Regions from separate parts of the Homo sapiens genome. Here region 2 is linked to region 1. Evidence: read pairs that join two places in POLR2A ChIA-PET (ENCODE). Cell type or tissue: Panc1. All regions are shown on one strand.

Region 1 (8,000 bases):
TGCAATTATCTCTGAGGTATGTTTGTATAAAACTGTATGTACATGAAGTCAACCACGATCTTTGAAAGGTAGAAAAATAAAACAAAAGAAATATACCAAAAAGTTGGAGCAACTGAAATAATGACATTGTGAACTATTTCTCATGCCCTGTTTTTGGTTGGTTTTCTCAAATATTTTTGCAATTTTATATAAATAAACGTTTATTTTTTATTTTTTTGAGACAGAGTCTCACTGTTGCCCAGGCTAGAGTGTGGTGGCGTGATCACGGCTCACTGCATCCTTGACCTCCCCCGGCTCAGGTGATCCTCTTATCTCAGCGTCCCAGGTAGCTGGACCACAAGCGCATGCCACTACACTCAGTTAATTTTTTTATTTTTTGTAGAGATGGAGTTTTTTTTCCACTGTGTTGCCCAGGCTGGTCTCAAACTCCTGGACTAAAACAATCTACCCTCCTCAGCCTCCCAAAGTGCTGGCATTAGAGGCGTGAACCACCTTGCCTGGCCCATATTCAATTTTTATAATGGAAAGACCATTTCTTAGTGTTCCCTTAGACCCTTTTTATAGTATTATAGTTTTGTGTACATTTTCTCTACATGTGACATAATCCTGATACTGTACATCTCCAAAGCACCCTTACTTTGTGGTTTATCACATTGTTCCCACTAATGGCTTCCAAAACTGGGCTAACTGAAGCTGAGTATATCTGTAGAATTCCTTTTTCATTCCCTTTCTTCTACAAATGGACCTCTTTCAAGCTTAAGCCATGCTGAAATTTCTCTTCCATTGGTGATAGGTGGGACTGCTTAACCTGCGGCTTAAGTTATTTTCCAAAGATTACCATAAGACTAGGTTGCCTTATGACCTCAGAGAAGCACTGGAACCAAATAAAAGGGCACACAGCCACTTTATTAAGGGGCAGAGTACTGTCCTGTTACTTAGAGGAAAGTCTTTTAGTTTTGCTTTTTTTTTTTTTTTTTTTTTTTTTTTTGAGACAGAATCTCGGTCTGTTGCCCAGGCTGGAGGGAAGTGGTGCAATCTCAGCTCACTGCAACCTCCGCCTCCCAGGTTCAAGCGATTCTTCTGCCTCACCCTCCCAGTTAGCTGAGATTACAGGTGCCCGCCACCACGCACGGCTAATTTTTTTTTGTATTTTTAGTAGAGACGGGGTTTCATCATGTTGGCTAGGCTGGTCTCAAACTCCTGACCTCAGGTGATCCACCCACCTTGGCCTCCCAAAGTGCTGGGATTACAGGCGTGAGCCACTGCGCCTGGCCAGTTTTACTTTCTTTTAATCTTATTTTTAACACAGCACATACTACCTTATGTTGCACTGGGCTCAGACCTAGTCTCTAAACAAAAGGAATTCTTTACGTACTTTTCACATCTTACATTGTACATATTACTTAGAGCTTTTGGTGGAAGATTATTGGAGACAAGTGTTTTAAAATGACAATAAAATGTTTCCTACCAGTTTTCTGGAAAACATCATTTTATTGTTTTGCTGTGTATTGGCCTTGAGACCCTAAACACCTGTGTTGTAGCCTTGTGATCCTTCTTTGTACGGTAGTATTTTTCCTGTCATTTTTTAGTTAACTCTTGGAGCCATCTTTGATTCTTCCCTCTTCTAAATATTTGTTTAGTTGCAGACCATCATTCTTTCTTCATAATCTCTTTTACATTCCGTCCTCCGCCCTTCCCACTATTCTTTTTTTTTGTTTTTTGTTTTGAGGCAGAATCTCACTCTGTCACCCAGGCTGGAGTGCAGTGGCGCAGTTTCGGCTCACTGCAACCTCTACCTTCTGGGCTTAAGCGATTCTCCTGCCTCAGCCTCCCAAATAGCTGGGACTACAGGTGCACGCCACCATGCCCAGCTAATTTTTGTGTTCTTAGTAAGAGAGGGTTTCACCATGTTGGTCAGGCTGGTCTCAAACTCTTGGCCTCCAGTGATCCATCTGCCTTGGCCTCCCAAAGTGCTGGGATTATAGGCGTGAGCCACCGCGCCCTGGCCCCTGCCCACTATTCCTAGGCTGCTATTTTGCTGTCTCCTGATAGGCTTTTAAAAATCCATCTCCTTTCTTCATAGGGCATCCTACACAACAGTATCTGATCAGTCTGCTTAAAACCGCAGAACCTTTCTGCTATCCCTTTCAGAAAACTTGGTTGAATTCCTGTTAAAGTGCGAATGCCCCCACCTGCTCTCAGGGCTCATTTTGACTCGATTTACTTCCCCTAGATTGTCTCGCACAAATCCCCTGATGAACATTCTGCTCTAGCCATGGCAGTCTATTCATGTCATAGAGATGCCTTGGGCCGTCTTTCCTTGGGTCTTTTTTAATGCTCTTCCCCTCCTCAGATGCTTGTCTGAATTCTTTGCATTCTTCAAGTTCTTATGTAGCTTTTCCTGGCTGTTAAAGCCTGAAGTGATCTTTGTATTTTGTACAGTAAATAATGACGTGTATTTGATTCTGTAAATATACATTAAATATTAAATACTCTAAATATTAGAGTTACATAAAATTTAAAGTTCCTAGAATGTGTGAAATTACTATATCCTGCATTTCTGACAGGTAGTCATTTACTCTCTCCTTACCCATTACCCTAGAGCACAGCACTTCCCAAGCCAACACATTGATCCATTTAGTAAAACCTTGACCCCGTTTGTCCTTTTGTCGTAGTGTTTCTTTTTTCTGTTTTGTTTGTTTGTTTTGAGACAGGATCTCGCTTTGTCACCCATGCTGAAGTGCGGTGATGCAAACACGGTTCACTGCAGTCTCAACTTCCTGGATTCAAGCAATCCTCCCGCATCATCCTCCTGAGTAGTTGGGACCACAGGCGTGCGCCACCATGCCTGGCTAATTGTTTAATTATTTTTGTAGAGTTGAGGTCTCGCCATGTTGCCCAGGCTGGTTTTTTTGTTTGTTCGTTCGTTTGTTTTTTGTAGATAGGATCTCCCTTTTTCACCCAGGCTGGTGTGCAGTGGGGCGATCATGGCTCACTGCAACCTCAACCTCCTGGGCTCAAGAGATCCTCCTGCGTCAGCCTCCTGAGTAGCTGAGACTACGGGAACATGCCACCACACCTGGCTAATTTTTGTAGAGACAGGCTTTTGCCATGTTGTCCAGGCTGGTATTAAACTCCTGGACTCAAGCAATCAGCCTGCCTTAGTCTCCCAAAGTTCTGGGACTACAGAAGTGAGCCACCAAGCCTGGCCTCAGGCTGTTGATTTTTGAAATAATACAGAATAAGGCTTTGTTTTATAAGAACGCTAAAAATGTTTAATGATAGCCTTCATGTCTCCTGAAATCATTTCTACTCCAGGCAAAACCTGTTCCTGTTACATTTCTTGTATGCTTTGTTTTCCAGTTCCTCTTCTTGTTTTGATACTAGTTCTGTCCTATCCAATGTCCCTCTTGAAATTTGGTCCCAACAATGAAAGATACACCCGTGCGGATTACAGAGAGACTATTATTTCTATGCTCTGGAGACTGTGAAAATGGATGTAACCTAAAATTACCTTTTTTTTTTTTTTTTAGCAGTCATACTGTTAGCTAAGGTTTAAATATTAAAACTCCAGATTTCTTCCATGGAACCACTATTAATCCACCCTGTATTGCTTTTTATCTTGTGAACACTAACTCTCATAACTGACTGAGTTGTCCTCTCTATGTTGGCTGCTAAGAAACTCAGCCAGACGTGACACCTACCTCTCATAAGCCTTTAAAACCTTGTATTTACTAACCTACCCTGGCTTCATTTTTTCCCTCTCTTTTTTTTTTCTACCCAATTTAATACTTTTCCCTGTTAATCTTATTGCATGTTTATATTGTTATCACAAGTTCTTTTTTTAGTGGTGGAATATAAATTTACAAATAAGAACTTAACCTTTTTCTGTGTAATTGTAAACTCTTGTTTATATTATTAACATACCCTCAGTTTGTGTTCCTCTCTCAAAAAACAAATCATGATGCCAGTATATTTGAAGTCATTAGCATAGCCTCTACTGCCTATGTTTTCATTCTTTTTTTTAAGTGCTTAGTAAATATACTCTGAGTATATAATTGTGTCCAAGAATGTATGCATTTAAAATATGTATAGCCTGTCATTTAAAATATCTGTACACAGTCTTTGCAAACCTCATCTATGTGGCTGCATGATATTTCAGAGATTGATGGTCCATGGTTTACTTACACATTCCTTTATTCTGGATTTTTATGTTGTTTTTAGTTTGGTTATAGATAATGCTGCAGTAAACATCTTTTTGTGTAAAACTTCCTCCATTTTTACATTGTCCTTAGAATAGGTTTTTTAAAATTATAATTTATATTAAAAATATAGTAACTATATGTCTGAGGTTTTTATTGATTTTACTCAATTTTTTATTGAAGTGATGAATTTATATTTTACATTATGAAAAAGTAGATCCTATGGTATGAAGACTTGCAAAAGAGCTGTAGATAAAGATTGTATCCTATGATAATATGTAAGTAAGTGCAGTGAAATTTAACACTCTCCCTTTTGTCTTTCCATAGCTGGATAGAACTTATACTGGCTTGCAGACTCTTGGAGCAGAGACGGTAGGTTTTTTTCCTACAGTATTATCTGGGAATGAGTAGGATGAAAATTGATCTTCATTTTTTGTTTGTTTGTTTGTTTTGAGACGGGGTCTTCGCTCTGTCACCCAGGCTGGAGTGCAGTGGCATGATCTCGGCTCACTGCAACCTCTTCCTCCCAGGATCAAGTGATTCTCCTACCTCAGCCTCCCGAGTAGCTGGGATTACAGGAACGCACCACCATGCCTGGCTAATTTTTATATTTTTAGTAGAGACAGGGTTTCACAGGTGTGCGCCACTGCACCTGGCCGATCTTCATTTTTAATTAGGGAAAAAATTAGTGTTAGTTTTTTTTTTTAAAGTTTGCCTTTCTGTGTTAGTCCATTCTCACACTATTATAAATAACTACCGAAGACTGGGTAATCTATGAAGAGGTTTAATAGACTCACAGTTCCACAGGCTTACCAGGAAACTTGTGGCTCCTCTCCCCTTGTCTCCCCTCCCTCCTCTTCCCTTCCTTCTCCCTTCCCTTTCCCCTTCCCCTTGTCCCCTCCCCTTCCCCTCCTTTTTTTTTTTTTTTGAGAGGGAGTGACGCTCTGTTGCCCAGGCTGGAGTGCAGTGGAGCAATCTTGGCTCACTGCAACCTCCTCCTGGGTTCAAGCGATTCTCCTGCCTCAGCCTCCCAAGTAGCTGTGACTACAGGCACGCGCCACCACACCCAGCTAATTTTTGTATTCATAGTAGAGACGGGGTTTCACTATGTTGGTCAGGCTGCTCTCGAACTGCTGACTGCTCTCGAACTGCCTGACCTCAGGTGATCCACCCGCTTTGGCCTCCCAAAGTGCTGGGATTACAGGCGTGAGCCACCACACCAGGCTTTCTCCTTTTCTCTTCTCTTTTCTTCTTTTTCTCTTCTCTTTTTTTAATTGAGACAGGGTCTTACTCTGTCAGCCAGGCTGGAGTACAGTAACATCATGGCTCACTGCAACCTTGAATTGCTAGACTCCAGCCATTCTCCCACCTCAGCCTCCCAAGTAGCTAGGACTGTACACCTGCACTAGCAAGCCCAGCTAATTTTTACATTTTTTATAGAGACAGTGTCTTACTATGTTCACAGGCTGGTCTCGAATTCTTGGCTTCAAGCAGTCCTCCCACCTCAGCATCCAAAAGCACTGGGATTACAGGCATGAGTCACTGCGCCCAGCCTTGGTTCATATATATATGTGTGTGTATATATATATATTTTCAAAATGTATATATATTTTCTTGAGACAGAGTCTCACTCTGTCGCCCAGTCTGGAGTGCGGTGGCGTGATCTCCACTCACTGCAAGCTCCGCCTCCCGGGTTCACGCCATTCTCCTGCTTCAGCCTCCCAAGTAGCTGGGACCACAGGCACCCGCCACCACGCCCGGCTAATTTTTTGTATTTTTAGTAGAGATGGGGTTTCACCGAGTTAGACCAGGATGGTCTCGATATCCTGACCTTGTGATCCGCCCATCTCGGCCTCCCAAAGTGCTGGGATTACAGGCGTGAGCCATGGCGCCCGGCCGGTTCATATATTTTTTAAAAATTGTGCTTAAAAAACACGTAACACAAAATTTACCGTCTTACCCATTTTTCAGTGTACAGTCTAGTGGCATTAAGTATATTCACATTATTATGCAGCCATGACCTTAGTCCATCTTTAGAACTGTTTTCGTCTTGCAGAGCTGAAACTCTGTACCCATTAAAAAATGACCACCCACTCCTCCCGCCCCCCCAGCACTGGCAACTGCTGCTCTACTTTCTGTCTGTGTGAATTTGACTACTCTAGGGTACCTCATATAAGTGGAATCATAACATATGTGTCTCTTTGGGATTGCCTTATTTCGCTTTGCATAATGTCCTCAGATTTCATCCATGTTGTAGCGTATGTCAGAATTTCCTTCCTTTGTAAAAAAATTTATTTTTATTTATTTATTTTTGAGAAAGAGTCTTGCTCTCTCTCACCCAGCCTGGAGTGCAATCACGGCTCACTGCAGCTTTGACCTCCTGGGCTCAAGTAATCTGTCCTTAGCCTGTCAGGTAGCTGGGACTGTGGGCGTGTGCCACCATGACCAGCTAATTTATTTACTTACTCGTTTATTTATTTATTTATTTTTTGAGATGGAGTCTCGCTCTGTTGCCCAGGTTGGAGTGCAGTGGCTCGATCTCGGCTCACTGCAAGCTCCACCTCCCGGGTTCACGCCATTCTCCTGCCTCAGCCTCCTGAGTAGCTGGGACTACAGGCACCTGCCACCACGCCCGGCTAATTTTTTTTTTTTTGTATTTTTAGTAGAGACGGGGTTTCACTGTGTTAGCCAGGATGGTCTTGATCTCCTGACCTCATGATCTGCCTGCCTCGGCCTCCCAAAGTGCTGGGATTATAGGCATGAGCCACCGCGCCCGGCCTACTTGTTTATTTTTTGTAGAGACAGGGTCTCACTATGTTGTCCAGGCTTGTCTTCAACTCCTGGGCTCAAGCTGTCCGCCTGCCTTGGCCCCCCAAAGTGTTGGGATTATAGGCATGAGCCATTGTGCCCCGCCCCTCTTCCTGTTTTAGGCTGAATAATACTGCATTGTATGTATATACCACATTTTGTTTATCCGTTCACCTGCTGATGGACACTTGCGTTGCTTCCAGCTTTTGGCTGTTGTTAATAGTGCTGCTATGAACGTAGGTGTACAGGTATCTATTCAAATCCTTGCTTTCAGTTCTTTTGGGTATATACCCAGAAATGGAATTGGCTGGATCCTATGGTAATTCTATTTTTAGAGGAACCACTGCTATATTTTTTCGTGGTAGCCGCACCATTTTACATTCCCACCAACAGTGCACACGTATTCCAGTTTCTCCACGTCTTCACCAGCATTTGTTAATTTTTTTTGTATTTTAATTTATAGTAGTTATTCTGTTGTTTGTGATGTGATATCTTGTGGTTTTGATCTGTGTTTCTCTAATCATTAGTGATGTTGAGGATCCCTTCATGTGTTTGGTGACCATGTGTTTATCTTCTTTGGAGAAATGTCTATTCAGAGACATTCAGAAAATGTCTTTGCCCATTTTTAAATTAGGTGGTTTGGTTTTTGTTGTTGCTAAGTGACAGGAGTTATTCATATATTCTGGATAGTAACCCCTTACCAGATAGATGATTTGCAAATATTTACTTCCATTCCGTGTTATATTTTTGCCTTTTCACTCTGTTGATTGTGTCCTTTGATGCACAGAAGTTTTTAAGTTTGATGTCCCGTTTGTCTATTTTTTATTTTGTTGCCTGTGCTTTTGGTGTCGTGTCCAAGAAACCATTACCAAATTCAGTGTCATGAAGCTTTTCCCTTACATTTTCTTCTAGGAGTTTTATTGTTTTAGCTTTTATGTTTCGTTCTTTGATCCTGAGTTAATTTTGGTATATAGTGTAAGGTAAGGGTCC
Region 2 (8,000 bases), 200 kb before region 1:
AAGCACTTAAACATTCAGCTCTGCCCTGTTTCTGAGCTCAAGCTGTCCCCTAAGTTTTATCATATGGATCCTGTCTCAATACTGGAGTCCTGCTTACATCCTTGGCCTCAGATACTCCAGCCTCAAGAGGTGGATCTCAAAATGTGTTCCCTGAACCAGCTGCATCAGAACCTTGGGTTGCTTATTCAGAATACAGAATCCTGTACCCCACCTACCTTAGACTTACTAAAGCCAAATCTCTAGCAGTAGGGCTGGAGGTATGTATTTAATTAGGTGTCCCTGGCTCCGACTCATAATTCCTTTGCAAAGCAAACTTTGAGAACCTCTGCCCTAGAAAGAGGTCACCCCTACTTCCTCCTGAGAAGGAGACTGAATGAAGATCAAGGTCATGGAAACAATTGGCCATAGTGCTAGGGAAGATATGTTTCGGAAAGTCCTCCCTCACTATGGATCCTTCCTTTCATCTTCTAAGACACAGCCTTCCTAGAATTCCATGAGGCCTATGGCTGCCTCCCGAATCAGGTGGCAATCCCATTCCGTTTGCCAGCTTTGCTCCAAACTGACAGAGGAGCTGGAAGCCTACAGCTGCCCCGATCTGACTCTAAGCATCAGCAGGCCTCAGAATAACTCCCTTCTGTGGGCCAGGCACGGTGGCCCATGCCTATAATCCCAGCACTTTGGGATGCCGAGGCTGGCAGATCTCGAGGTCAGGAGTTCAAGACCAGCCTGGCCAACACAGTGAAACCCCATTTCTACTAAAAATACAAAAAATTAGCTCGGTGTGGTGGCGGGTGCCTGTAATCTCAGCTTCTCGGGAGGCTGAGGCAGGAGAATTGCTTGAACCCGGGAGGCAGAGGTTGCAGTGAGACAAGGTCGCACTACTGCACTCCAGCCTGGGTGACAGTGTGAGACTCCATCTCAAAAAAAAAAAACAAAAAAACAACTCCCTTCTGCCAAGCTTCTTGCCCTAGTTCACCACTCCTCAAGGACACTGCCCACGGCCCCTGTGGAGAAGAAAACTCTGGCCATGTTCCTAGGGAAGCAGAATCCCTCCAAGTCCCACCAGACCATTGCTGATGCCTCAGCTTGCCATGAAATTCTGCCATCCAAGTTTATGACAGAAAGAAGGACTTGTTCTGTCTGCAAGATCAGACAAGAAAGAACATCAATTACAACATATACTTGTGGTCAGGCTTTAGTGACGATACAGTCACAAAGATACAATGGACAGTTTTTGTTTTGTCTGCCCAACTTACTCCTGTCTCTTTTAGCAGGAGTACTCAGATCTTCCGTTGGGAAACACCCCACCGTCCAAGCCCAAGCCACAATGATTGGTTCAGGGATGGGAATAGGAAGAAGCCAATTCAATTGGAGCCAATTCCAGAACTTTCTTTGGAATTACTGAGAAAGAGAAGCTGTCTCTTCCCACTAGAATTGCTGAGCTGGTGGACATGAAAGTTTGGAGATGCTGGCTACCTGCTTGTCCTCATGTGTGAATACATTCCCTGAGAGAGAAACCCACACAGAGGAAAGCGGGACTAAGAAGGAGAGAGAAACTGAGTCATGGTAACATTACTTTGGGCACAAGGACCCAACTATACCTGAAACCATTACCCCAGACTTTTTTTAATTCCATGAGCAAATAAATTATTTTTTCCCCTTTATGCTTGGACCAGTTTGAGCTGAATGTCTGTCACTCGCAGGGCGGAGTGATACAATTGGACAAAAGAAATCCCAGCGATTCTCTGAATTGGAACTCCAGGCCCGTTTTTGTTTGTTTGTTTGCTTGTTGGTTTGTTTTGAGACAAGATCTCTCTGTTGCCCAGGCTGGCCTCAATCTCCTGGCCTCAAGCAATCCTCCCACCTCAGCCTCCGAAGTAGCTGAGACTGCAGGCACACGCCACCACACCCGGCCCCATTGATGATTACCCTAAGCTCTCCTACCTGAGAGTTTAACTTACAAAACATGGTGATTATTCTTTACCTTTGTCTGCTTTTGTTTTTACACATCTTCCACCTCCTTCCTGAAGATGAAACCTGGCTTCCCCTAACAAAACCCCACTTCCCTCACAAACCAACGAGGTCGGCTCAGATTCTCACTTCCCCTCTGGGCCTGGAGCAGGGTCCGCATTTGCGCTCGCCGTCCACCACCACATCCCGACCAGGCTATTGCCCGGAGGCTCCACATGACCCTCTTTTTCCACTTTCCACTCCCACCTCCAGGACTCTGTGGCTTCCCTGTGACCATGTCATTGTCCAGAAGTTAGGGATCAGCCTCTGCTTAAAGATTTTTTCTGAGCCTTCCCTGGTTCTAACCACTTAGAAACTTGCAAGCTGGCACTGGCCCCAGTCTTTACCCCAAGGTATTCAAATGCTAAGGCTCCTCCAGTCATAAAAGGTATCCCTTGTGACAGGCAAAGATGATCCTATGTGCGTTCTAGGCTGCTCCCTCCGCCAGCTGCCACAGAGGAATCTGGACTGCCAGGCCTGTCCCTTGGGCTTTCATGATACAGAATCCAGAGGGAAAGGGACAGAAGACAGGAGCTCCTCCAGCTGGGGATGGGGAGCAGTTATGAATCTAGACGTGAAGGAGGAGCTGCCACAGTTGGGCTACACGCAGGAGTGCACAGGCCAGGCTTGACTTGAGCTAAAATCCAGCGCCCCCTACACCTGCCAAGCCTTGTGCACTAACGTGGATTGCAACCCCCAGAAAGGGGCCCCCATTTCTAACTGGTCCTCCCAGGTAACTTATTTACATTCAGAGGAAGGGGCTGAGTGTGGTGGCACATGCTTGTAGTCCCAGCTACTTGGGAGGCCAAGGCAGGAGGCTCACTTGGGGCCACGAGTTCAAGTCCAGCCTGGGCAACATAGCAAGCCTCTAAAAAACACAAAACAACAAAAACAAACAAACAAAAAAACCAAAGGAAGGCACCCTAAAAGCCAGCAGTGGTCTCTATCAGAGATGTGGATAAGAGAGGGGAACATATTTTAATAATAGCTGTGGCTCTATCTCCAAGGTGTTCAAGAATTGCAAGTCCAGAACTTGAGATGTTTTGTTTATGAGCTTTGCTCTAAAACGGGATAGCCTGGGCAGGAGAAGGGTTGATAAGGTCAGACCACTTTCTCTTTCTCTTTCCAATCTTGAGGCTCAGAGCTGGTCCTCAGCAAAGAGTGGAGTCAGTTTGCTTTGTGTTCCAGCCCTCCTAACCTCACTTCCCCCTACCCTTCCCTGCTGGGCAGCGCTGCCTCTCCCTCATGCTCTCTGTGGTCCGGCTGCCCTGCAGGCCCTCAGAGAGGATGTGAATGTTGCTGGAGGCCTTCTCCCCAACCACACTGCCTATACCTTAATTCCAACCCTCATCTCCTCTCACTGAAATTTCTTGCAACTTACCTAAGGGTCTGCCTAGATTGATGGGACCCTCCATACCCACAGTGCAAAGGATTATTTTAAGGGAGATCTTGGATCACATCTCTTTCCTACTTAAAGACTCTTCCACGGCTTCCCACTATCTGTAAGTCATGTTTCAAACTCCACAGCTTCACCCAACAAAACCTTTCCCGGTCTGACCATGCCTGTCTCTCAGCCTTATTGGCCTGTGCATGTCCTTTATTTCAACCTACTCTTCTACCTGTGGTTACACTGCGTGGCACCTTCCCGGATGTGCTTCTCTTTGCCTGGAATGCTCCTCTCTTCTCCTTTCTCCCCTCTGGCCCCTTCTGGCCAATGCCTACTCATCCTTCAAAACTCCGTTCAGATATCACCTCTGCCAGGAAGCCTTCTCAGACTGCTCTTTCTTCCGTCTGATTTAATGCCCTTCTGTAAGCTCCTATAGCTCCCATGTAGCAAACCTCTCACAGCCCCTGTCCCCAGCTCCACCATAACCCCTGTGCAGAGCTGCATCATAGCACTTATCACCCTGTACAGTAAACATCAATTTACTTATCTCTCTGTCCTAACTAGATGATGATTTCCAGGTCAAGCAGGAACCATAATTTATTCATCTTTGTAAACTCTGTGCCTGCCACAGAGTAGGCACTTAATAAATTTGTGTCAAATGGATGGATACATGGATGGATGGATGGATGGATGGATGGATGGATGGATGGATGGATGGACAGATGGATGGAAATTCACTAAGTCCACTCAGCACTGTAGTTCTGAAAGTTTAACATTTTGCATTCCTTCCCCTCCAGGTATTTGCACATTAAGAGAGATAATACTGGCTGGGTGAGGTGGCTCAAGCCTGTAATCCCAGCACTTTGGGAGGCTGAGGCGGGCAGATCACCTGAGGTCAGGAGTTCAAGACCAGCCTGGCCAACATGGCGAAACCCCATCTCTACTAATAATACAAAAACTATCTTGTTGTGTTGACCTGTAATCCCAGCTACTCTGGAGGCTGAGGCAGGAGAATAGCTTGAACCTAGAAGATGGAGGTTGCAGTGAGCTGAGATCGCACCACTGCACTCCAGCCTGGGCGACAGAGCGAAACTCCATTTCAAAAAAAAAAAAAAGAGAGAGAGAGAGATAATACTATGCAGTGCTCCTTAACTGAAGGCCTGCTAATCATCGGTGGTACACTGGAGGAGCATGGGAGGAGTGAGGATTTTCATAGCAGTTACTAAGAATTCTCTCCCCCTCCATTTCCAGGCCCACCTGCTAATGAGACAGACATCGTCTGCCAACCCAGCCTGCTATCCTGAGTTTTAAAGACACTGCTAGTCACCTGACACTTTCCTAACTTTCCCTAATCTCTGTTCTCTTCTGTCCTATTTTTTTGTGTTGCGTTCGCTATACACAATAATACAATAAAATTCCACCTTCCAGGAGTTATCCACTGGGCCTCCACCTCTCCCAAAATTCCCCCAACACCAAAAGGCCCTTGATACTCAGCCCTCCATAAACCTGAGCTTACTCTACAAGACACATGATCTTTTCAATCCAATAAGGTCTTACTGGACCCTGGACCTGAATCATTATATGCAAACCTGCTGAGTGTCTATTATTTATTGTAGATCCCAGAGCATCTCTTCAGAAAGGGCTATGATGCAACCTGTTAGTTTTGGTTTGATTGTGTTTTAAAGCCGTAGCACCAGGCCGGGTGTGGTGGCTCACGCCTGTAATCCCAGCACTTTGGGAGGCCGAGGCAGGCGGATCACCTGAGATCAGGAGTTCAAGACCAGCCTGGCCAACATGGTGAAACCCCATCTCTACTAAAAATACAAAATTAGCCGGGCATAGTGGCACACGCCTGTAGTCCCAGCTACTCGGGCGGCTGAGGCAGAAGAATCGCTTGAACCTGGGAGGTAGAGTTTGCCGTGAGCTGAGATCAGGCCATCGCACTCCAGCCTGGGCGACAAGAGCGAAACTCAGTCTCAAAAAAAAAAAAAAAAAAAAAAAAGCCATAGCAGTATCAGCACTCTTGTAATTATGGTGGCCTTAACGTTTTCCATAGAAGTTAAATACAGTAAAAGAATGCTAACCTTTACAGCTAGCAGAGGACATGTAGGTTGCCTAAGTGATACTTTTTCACAGCAAAGGAGACTTATCTTTACGTGGAGATGGCCTCACCAAAAGCATTTAAGAAGGCTTTTACAAAAGAAGCAGAGGGATCATAAAACACAAAACAGTAACAATAAAAATAAGAACACAAGAATTAAGAAATTAAAGTCGAAGGAGAATATGTCTCTGAAACCAAGGCTCAGGAAAGTTAATCCACAGAGCTTCCTGACAGTCACAGCAAAGGCAAAAGTGCGACAAATTGGCTAATAAGAAAGTAAAGCAGTGTTTGTTACCCCTCTTTAGCGGACTTTATTTTTCCTTTTGTCCAGCATCTCTCCATATCGGGAAATGCTCTTCTCCCCATCCAGGCCCCACTCAAATCATGTGATTCAGGCGGGAGCTCTCACGTCATTACAGGCCTCTCCGCCTTTCTATCTTCTGTCTCTCTCTCTGTCTCTCAAACACACACACACACACACACACACACACACACACACACACACACACACACGCACAGCTCTTTAGCCAAGGGTGGACTCCTAACCTAGGCTGGGCTGATCATTGTGCCCCACCTCCCTGGCACAGTGATTGGCCTAGGATTGGGTAACTGAATGGGGCTGAGCCAATCAGAGTCTTTCCCAGGGGTTTTTCAAGCCACAGGTAGAGAAAGTCCCTCATTTTCCCTCCAGAGCCAAGGCTAGGAGTCTCATAGCAGCCAATAGGCAAACTCCCAACCGTGTGGCAGAAGTCAGCCTGAGAAACCCAACCTGAGAGAAGCCAAGTGAGGGGTGGAGAAAGAGCACGCAGGCTGCACGAAAGGGCCTGGTTCCTCTTCTCCCTGGGCTCTGCTGCATCCCAGCCCTTCCTATGATTTGATAATGTGACCAAATACCTTTCTCTTTGCCTAAGCTGATTGACTTGATTTCCTATCCCTCGAAACCAAAAAATGCTCACCAATAAAGGAATATGAGGCAGCGCAAATGGATGTTGCGCTCATGGCAGTTTTACCAAAAACACAAAGGCTCTGCATGTGGCCAGCTCTTTTCGTGGACTGTTTGGTGCTTACCATGTTAGACCCTTGTCCTGAAAAAACATTTTCATGGAGGGACAGTTGCATATCCATGGGTTTGATGCAGGGATAAAGCTCACAACTTGAGCTATGAATGATGAAAATATTTCTCTGTTGTGTTTTAGTTGGGAGCTGCATGGAAGATTATCTAAAATTGAAGAATAGATTTTCTAATCTTGATTGGAATAATATCCACATGCTGTGGATCTCTCTATGAAGAGGCCTGTTTTCAGTTTAGACATCATGGGTAGGGGTGACAGAGATGACACTTCCTTGAAAAATCAAAGGACCTAATGGCACTTCTGCCCTGGTGCAGAACCCCTCTCCCCACTCCCAGTGCAAAAAAACAAAAGAACTGCAAGAGTCACATTGTATGCATGGCACATCTGTATGCAGGTGGTCACATGAGCGACCGGTTCAATCCATAATATTCTGAGGCATTTTGGATTTTGGAACTGTTCCTTCCCATTTTTCCTGTGATAGCCACATTTTATCATCTTTCCCTTTTCTAAAGTTGCCCAATAGCTTCCCACACAACTCTGTGAGGACTTCCTGCTCTGGCCAGGATGCTACTTAATCAGTGACTGGACCTGCAGGAGGAAGATCCAAGCGTTCGTTCACTTCACGCATTTACAGGATGTCTGCTGAGTGTCAGCCATTGCAATGGCATCGAGGAGAAGAATAAGGTGGTCACTGCCTTCACATGGCTTGCATTTTCAACCTGCTTTTAGTCCACCCATGATGGATGATGCCTTCATGCCACACATCCCTACAAGTGTATCCAGGGCTCCTCACAGTTTTGCAGGGAGCAGAGGAGTGAACGTGCTAATAATTACCTTCTTGCATATTTGGGTCTCAGGATCCATATCTCTGATGCCTATGTGACAAGGGTCACGGAATCCCCTCATAACTGTGTAGTTTTCATGATACTTTAACATCTATTCTGCATATATTGCAGGCCTAGCAAATAGTTTTGAATTGGAAGCCGTTGATATCAACAAGCCCAGTCGGAGGAAAGCCTGCTTGGGTGGAGGCAGGACAAGCAGCAGCAGCCTCCAGCTTCCAGAGACAGCCCTGACAGCAGTGCCAGTGGCTGCAGCTGTGCAGCTGTGGCCCCAGCATTGTACAGCAGCAGGGAAGTCCTCCCCACAGGAGTCCTGGGTGGCTTCGGGCTGCGGTCCTGGCCCCTGTCTAGCCTCCCTTGCACCTGTTTGTCTTCTGGGTTTGGTTCTCCAAACTTCTTTGGGGATTTTATGAGTTCCTACTATCATTTACATAAATTCCTCTTCTCGAATAAGCCAGAGTTGATTTCTGTTTCTCAGAACCAAGAAATCTGACTTATTACCACGCATAAAGTGTTGGGGCAAATAAATTAATAAATGAATCCATTTTACTATTCGCGTTTCACAACTTGCTGGGATCGGTAGACGT

Evidence for each region. ChIA-PET counts read pairs that join two places held together with the same protein. Peaks named below come from ENCODE experiments on the same cell type or tissue, not always from the same donor. Only the 100,000 strongest peaks of a DNase experiment are listed, where the experiment ranks them.
Region 2: POLR2A ChIA-PET joins it to region 1 with 15 read pairs; 2 of 35 experiments call an interaction of 5 or more read pairs at or near these places.

The regions. Positions count from the first base shown.
Region 1 is chr3:183,743,143-183,751,142 of GRCh38, forward strand. YEATS2 (YEATS domain containing 2) reads left to right here. Exons shown (of 31, transcript NM_018023.5): 9 at 4,530-4,574. Among named protein-coding and RNA genes, the nearest start is that of YEATS2, 49 kb to the left of the region's middle. In Panc1, no CTCF peak of the experiment used is centred here; no DNase peak of the experiment used is centred here; H3K27ac peaks cover 577 bases.
Region 2 is chr3:183,538,789-183,546,788 of GRCh38, forward strand. The region is part of intron 1 of KLHL6 (kelch like family member 6); the gene reads right to left. Among named protein-coding and RNA genes, the nearest start is that of KLHL6-AS1, 5.9 kb to the right of the region's middle. RefSeq lists an enhancer at 2,191-2,300. In Panc1, no CTCF peak of the experiment used is centred here; no DNase peak of the experiment used is centred here.